Linked DNA regions of Homo sapiens: region 2 is linked to region 1. A link is an interaction called in ENCODE POLR2A ChIA-PET data of the cell type or tissue named here. Cell type or tissue: PC-3. All regions are shown on one strand. Each heading gives the region's core, and the rest is flanking DNA. Links, peaks and the distances in the headings are about the cores only. Region 1 has its middle 63 kb from the start of INSM2. Region 2 overlaps PRORP (protein only RNase P catalytic subunit).

Region 1 (2,929 bases), core at 317-2,816:
CAAAGTGTTGGGATTGCAGGTGTGAGCCACCATGCACGGCCAAAAATTTTTAAAGATACAAAGGGAGAGGGAGAAAAAGGGAAAGAGCAATTTCACACATCATTCTCACCAAGGTATAGCCATTTGACGAAGTTTTTATGGTAGACTTGACAGGACTAATCATCAAATTATTTTCATTGAAAACATCTGTTTTGAATTTATTTATTGATTTATTGATGTATTAAATTTTTTACCATCATAACATCAGGGCATTCTGTGTTGCTAGTGGTGGTACTGACGATGATGCTGGCTTTTTATTTTATACATTGTTATTTTGGTCCATCTGAGCAACTATTTTTTAACCAAAAGAAGTTATTTTTTTTTCTTTTGCCCACTTTTTTGGCAAGTCACTATAGTTGAAAAAGCCTCATATCTAAGTTAATAAATGTTATAAGTTAATAAATGTTACCTTATGATCTCTTAAGACTGTTCTATTGCCGTTTTTTCTTTATCCTCATCCCCAACTTCTGTTCAATAGAAGGCACAATTAATTATATAAAAGATACATAGAGTCTGCATTTGCTTTCCTTAGGCATAGGAATTACACTGGCTATTTCCATACAGGCAGTATTCTCCTAGACCTTCTCTATAGATGCCAATTAGAAGATTAGCGTCTTTTCTCTCTCCCTCTTTGCTATTAAATAGTCACACAAAAGCTGAGCTGACAAATTACTCCGTCCATGGTGCTCGACAAAGACAGACAATAGATCATCATCATTTACTATACTTGAATCCTATTAATCACAGATTAATGAGAACATGTCTAGTGGGGAAGAAATTACCAGAATGTGGGCCTATTGGCTTGTTACTCATGTAACATCTGCTCAGGCTTTACCTTTAGTGTCATGTCATCTTTTATCACATTGAAATAATGTTTGCTCCAGAAACATAATTAAGATAATGGAGCAAATTCAGAGCCCTTCCCTTAATAATTAAAGAACCACGGTTGTATTTCTTAGTTCAGTGGCTTTTAAAAAAAACTAATTTCCCTCTGTTCTTGATTATTTCCTTTTTCTTTTGCTCATAATGAACTATCAAATCTTGGGGCTTTTTTTTCTCTTTGTAAACTATGATTAATCCTCATACCCAAAACTAGGACAAAGTCAGAGTTTGAGTTCCTTTTTCTATTGAGATAAAATTCATATGATATGAAATTCACCATTGTAACCACATTAAAATGCACAATTAAGTGGGATTCCTTTTACAATTTGAAACATCCTAAACTCAGATTAATACTTAGAATATCATATACACTTTGTAAGGATCATCAAGTACTATATTTATTTTCCTTAACCTTCATCTACAATGTACTGTTTTATTTTTATATAATCAAATACTTTTATTTTTAAAATCTGGGGTTTTACCAATGTTTTAGTTTTTTATACTTAAGCTAATTACCTGCTTTACTTTAAAGCACAGAAGTAGAAATTTGGGTTCAAATATTTAATATTCTTGGAGGTCTCCTATCCTTTTGTTGCAACAAGGGGTAGAACTAGGGGAACAAATATAAAGATAAGTTTAAAAATAAAAAGCAATTTTTATTCATCTATAATCATCTATAATGGCATCTATAATCAGCTGCTTAAAAGTAAAAAGTCATAATTCATGATTATAAAACTGAAAAAAGTAATCGCTTGGGTTAAAAAATCTAGAATATATATTTGTTACTCTTGGAAGGCTGTGGTGATGAGTGCTCAGGGCTGGATAAGCTGTGATCTAAGGCTTTGTGATTAAGCCATGATTCAGCACCACGGGAATAAAAACAGCTCCACAACCAAGAGCTGGCAAGCACTAGTTCAGGAAGCAGGGAGGAGGATTGCAAAGAGCTTCTTAATTAAATTTTAATTATTGCTAATTAGAACTACCGTTTTTTTATATCCCCAACAAGGAAGACAAGAGTTGATCTTGCCTTTTTATTATTCTGCTAATTAGTTTCCCAAGGAGAGGTTTGAAAGGGCAGTCTCTGCTTTGACAGTATACAAGTTGTTAGCTGAGCTCAGACCTGCAGATCAATCTCATGCTAAAGTTTGAGCGTTAGTATTCCTAGGTAGATATTTTCTGGTTCTAAAATTTTATTACAAATATCTGAGGGAATGAATTGTCCCTATCCACTATTTAAAGAAATCCATAAGTTAGTTTTCCTGTTGTTTATCCTGTCTACCTTCTCTTCATACAAGTATCAAAGATTTTGCTTAATTATTAAAGTTGTGAATCCTCTACACACATTAATGTGGTAAACTTTGTGCCTTTTTGAATTGTTTGTTAAATGTTAGAGATGATCTCTATCTGATTGTAAAGAACGATTTGATGTACACATAAAAGTAACTGCTAGTTTTCTCTAGCAGTGAATTTAGTGCTTTGCAATAGGTAACAACAACAACAAAAATTGAAGTTCCTGCTCTGAAGAGCTCCCAAGTTCTATTAAATACCATTTAAGATGAAATGCTAACTGTTCCAGGTAAACCACATTTGAGATTGCAAAGCAGAAACCCTAACTGTAAACTTGAATTCATAATCCCAGAAGGTTCCCAAGACCCATTAGCATTATAGCCCTCTGCAAAATACGAATTCTATTTTGTAAGTGCACACATTTCATAATTCTTCTCCCAAGATAATAAAGATAAGAGTTCTGAGCTAGTGCAACTCCCTGTGTTAATTACAATAAAATCCAACAAATGAAATTACATTTTTGGAATCAACAGCTTTTGGCCAAGCAAACCCACATGCCTTGACAGCCTTCCTTTGCAGTTGGAGTTACATTAACACATGTGTTTGTTTCCTCACCTTTTACAGACCCAAGAGCCCTGTGATATGTTAATTCACACCAAATTCTAATCCTTTCCCTTGTCTTTATCTTTCCAACTCAGTGATATGATGTGTCAACACCTTA
Region 2 (2,929 bases), core at 272-2,771, 310 kb after region 1:
CTTTTATTTCAGATACAGCAGATCCATGTAGAGGTTCGTTACATGGGTATACTGTACCCAGGTAGTGAACACAGTACCCAGTAGGTAGCTTTTCAACCCATACCCCACCCCCTCTAGCAGTCTGCAGTGTCTGTTGTTCCCATGTTTATGTCCATGTATGCTCAATGTTTAGCTCCCATTTATAAGTAAGAACTTGCAGTATCTGCTTTTCTCTTACTGAATTAATTTGCTTAGGATTATGGCGTCCGGCTCCATCCATGTTGCTGTGAAGGACATGACTTTGTTCTTTTTTATGGTTGCATAGCATTCCATGGTGTATAGTACCACATTTTCTTTATCCAGTCCACCACTGATTGGCACTAGGTTGATTCCACGTCTTTGCTATTGTGAGTAGCGCAGCAATGCACATATGAGTGGATGTGTCTTTTTGGTATAATGATCCATTTCCCTTTGGGTATACACCCAGCAGTGGATTCCTGAGTTAAATGGTTGCTCTGTTTTAAGTTATTTGAGAAATCTCCAAGCTGCTTTCCACAGTGGCTGAACTAATTTACATCCCATCAACAGTGTATAAGCATTCCCTTTTCTCTGCAGCCTCATACTGGTACAAAAACAGATATAGAGACCAATGGAACAGAATGGAAAACTCAGAAATAAAGCTGCACACTCACATACAACTGATTTTCGACAAGGCCAACAAAAACAAGCAATGGGGAAAGGAATTCCTATTCAATAAATGGTGCTCAGATAACTGGCTAGTTATATGTAGCAAAATGAAACTGGACCCTTACCTTTCACCACATATCAAAATTAACTCAAGATGGATTAAAGATTTAAATGTATACCCTCAAACTATAAAAATCCTAGAAGAAAACCTAGGAAATACCCTTCTTGACATCAGCCTTGGCAAAGAATTTTTGGTTAAGTCCCCAAGAGCAATTGCAACAAAAACAAAAATTGACAAGTGGGACCTAATTAATTAACTAATTAAACTAAAGAGCCTCTGTATAGCAAAAGAAACTATTAAAGTAAACAGACAACTTACGGAATAGGAGAAAATATTTACAAACTGCATCCAACAATGGTCTAATATCCAGAATCTACAAGGAACTTAATTCAACAAGCAAAAAACAAATAACCCCATTAAAAAACAGGCAAAAGACATGAACAGACACTTCTCAAAAGAAGGCATACAAGTGGCTAATAAACATATGAAAAAATGCTCAATATCACTAATCATCAGAGAAATGCAGATTAAAAGCACAATAAGATGCCATCTCAAACCAGTTAGAATGGCTATGATTACAACATCAAATAATAAGGTGTTTTTTTAACTGCAGGTCACAACACCTTACTAGGTCATGAGATCAATTTAATACAGTTGCAACCAGCATTTCAGGGAGAAATAAACAGAACTAAAATAGAGTGCAACAAATACAGCAAGAGTACATAATTTTTTTATGTATACATTTTTTTTCATTTATAAATGTATTATTACATAAAATGTATATTGTATCTGTGTTGTGTTAAAAAACGCTTAAAAGCCACGGGTAATAGGACTCTGTCACATATATAAAACATGATTTTGCCCCAGGGAGCATTATTAATACATTTTATCAGAGGCCTATAATATTTACCTCTGGTAAGTTTATTAAAGAAAGTGCCAGAACCCAAGTTATAAAAATTAGCTCTAATAGATATTAGATATATCATAAAACTACAATAATCAAAATAGTGTCATACTGTTAGGAATGCAGATTAGTGAATCAGAACAGAAAGTCCAAAAAGAGACCTAAATATTTATATGAAGAATTTGGTATATGCTAAAAGTAACATCCCGCTTTATCCCTAGTGGGGTAAAATATGGGTTGTTAAATGATGTTGACACAATTGGCTAATTAGCTGGGGAGGAAATTAAGTTGGAACTATACCTCACATCAGAAAAAAATTCCAAATGGATGAAAAATTTAGAGAAAAACAACAAAAGTGAAGGGAGCAAAAGGAAGTTTTTTGTGTTTGTTGGCTTTTCAATAACCTTGCAACAGAAAAAATCTTTCTAAATATGAAACCCAGGAGCCATAAAAGGAAAGTCTGACAAATTCGAATATTTTAAAGTATACATAGAGAAAAAAAATAAGCCTCAAAAATTGTAATTTAAATCACAGATGATTTTTCAAATAAAGAGCTCCTAAAATTAATATGAAAACAGTCAATAACTCAAAAAACAGACAAGACAGGAGCAGTTTGCAGAAAATAAATATAAGTGCCTCTTAAACCTATGAAAATATGCTCCACCACACTCCAAGAAAATTGTAAATTAATCCTATACTGCAATTTTATTTTTTTACTTCATATAGGCAAAGATCAAAATGTTTGATAACACACTGAATCTTCAAGGTGCGGAGAAAGAATTCTCATATTTTGCTGATCACAGTATATACTGTTAAAATTTCCATGAAGGCCAATCAAAATTAATATGTCTCCATTGTGCTAGCAATTCAATTTGTGGGAATCTATCTTATATCTATCTTGGAATATGTGAGAAATTACAAATGTGTAAGATGATTCACTGTGACACTTTTGTAATAGTGAAAGATTTGAAACAAGTTAAATACTCGTTAATAGGAGACTCAATGAATAATTAAATTATGGTCATTCCATACAGCTAGAAAGAAGAAAAAAGAGAAGGGGAAGAGGAGAGAGAGGAAGGAGAAAGAAGATAACCTATTTTTCAATCTAGAAATATAAAATGATAGCCCACTATCAACTAGATGAAGGACTGAAAAAGTTTCCCTAAAAAATTCTCAATCATCTAGAATCATGAGCTAAAGATGCATGCTCCCTAGCAGTTAGGTATCATTTCCAAGTATTAATACATTATCCTGTAAATTCCAGATAGAAAAGAATTTACTTACAAGTTTAAAGTTAT

The links. ChIA-PET counts read pairs that join two places held together with the same protein. Peaks named below come from ENCODE experiments on the same cell type or tissue, not always from the same donor. Only the 100,000 strongest peaks of a DNase experiment are listed, where the experiment ranks them.
Region 2: POLR2A ChIA-PET joins it to region 1 with 5 read pairs; 2 of 35 experiments call an interaction of 5 or more read pairs at or near these places.

The regions. Positions count from the first base shown.
Region 1 is chr14:35,469,825-35,472,753 of GRCh38, reverse strand. No RefSeq gene overlaps it. Among named protein-coding and RNA genes, the nearest start is that of INSM2, 63 kb to the left of the region's middle. In PC-3, for the core only: no CTCF peak of the experiment used is centred there; no DNase peak of the experiment used is centred there; H3K27me3 peaks cover 747 bases.
Region 2 is chr14:35,161,820-35,164,748 of GRCh38, reverse strand. The region is part of intron 4 of PRORP (protein only RNase P catalytic subunit); the gene reads right to left. All of the region lies in intron 4 of PRORP-PSMA6 (PRORP-PSMA6 readthrough), which reads right to left. Among named protein-coding and RNA genes, the nearest start is that of PRORP, 41 kb to the right of the region's middle. In PC-3, for the core only: no CTCF peak of the experiment used is centred there; no DNase peak of the experiment used is centred there; H3K27ac peaks cover 72 bases.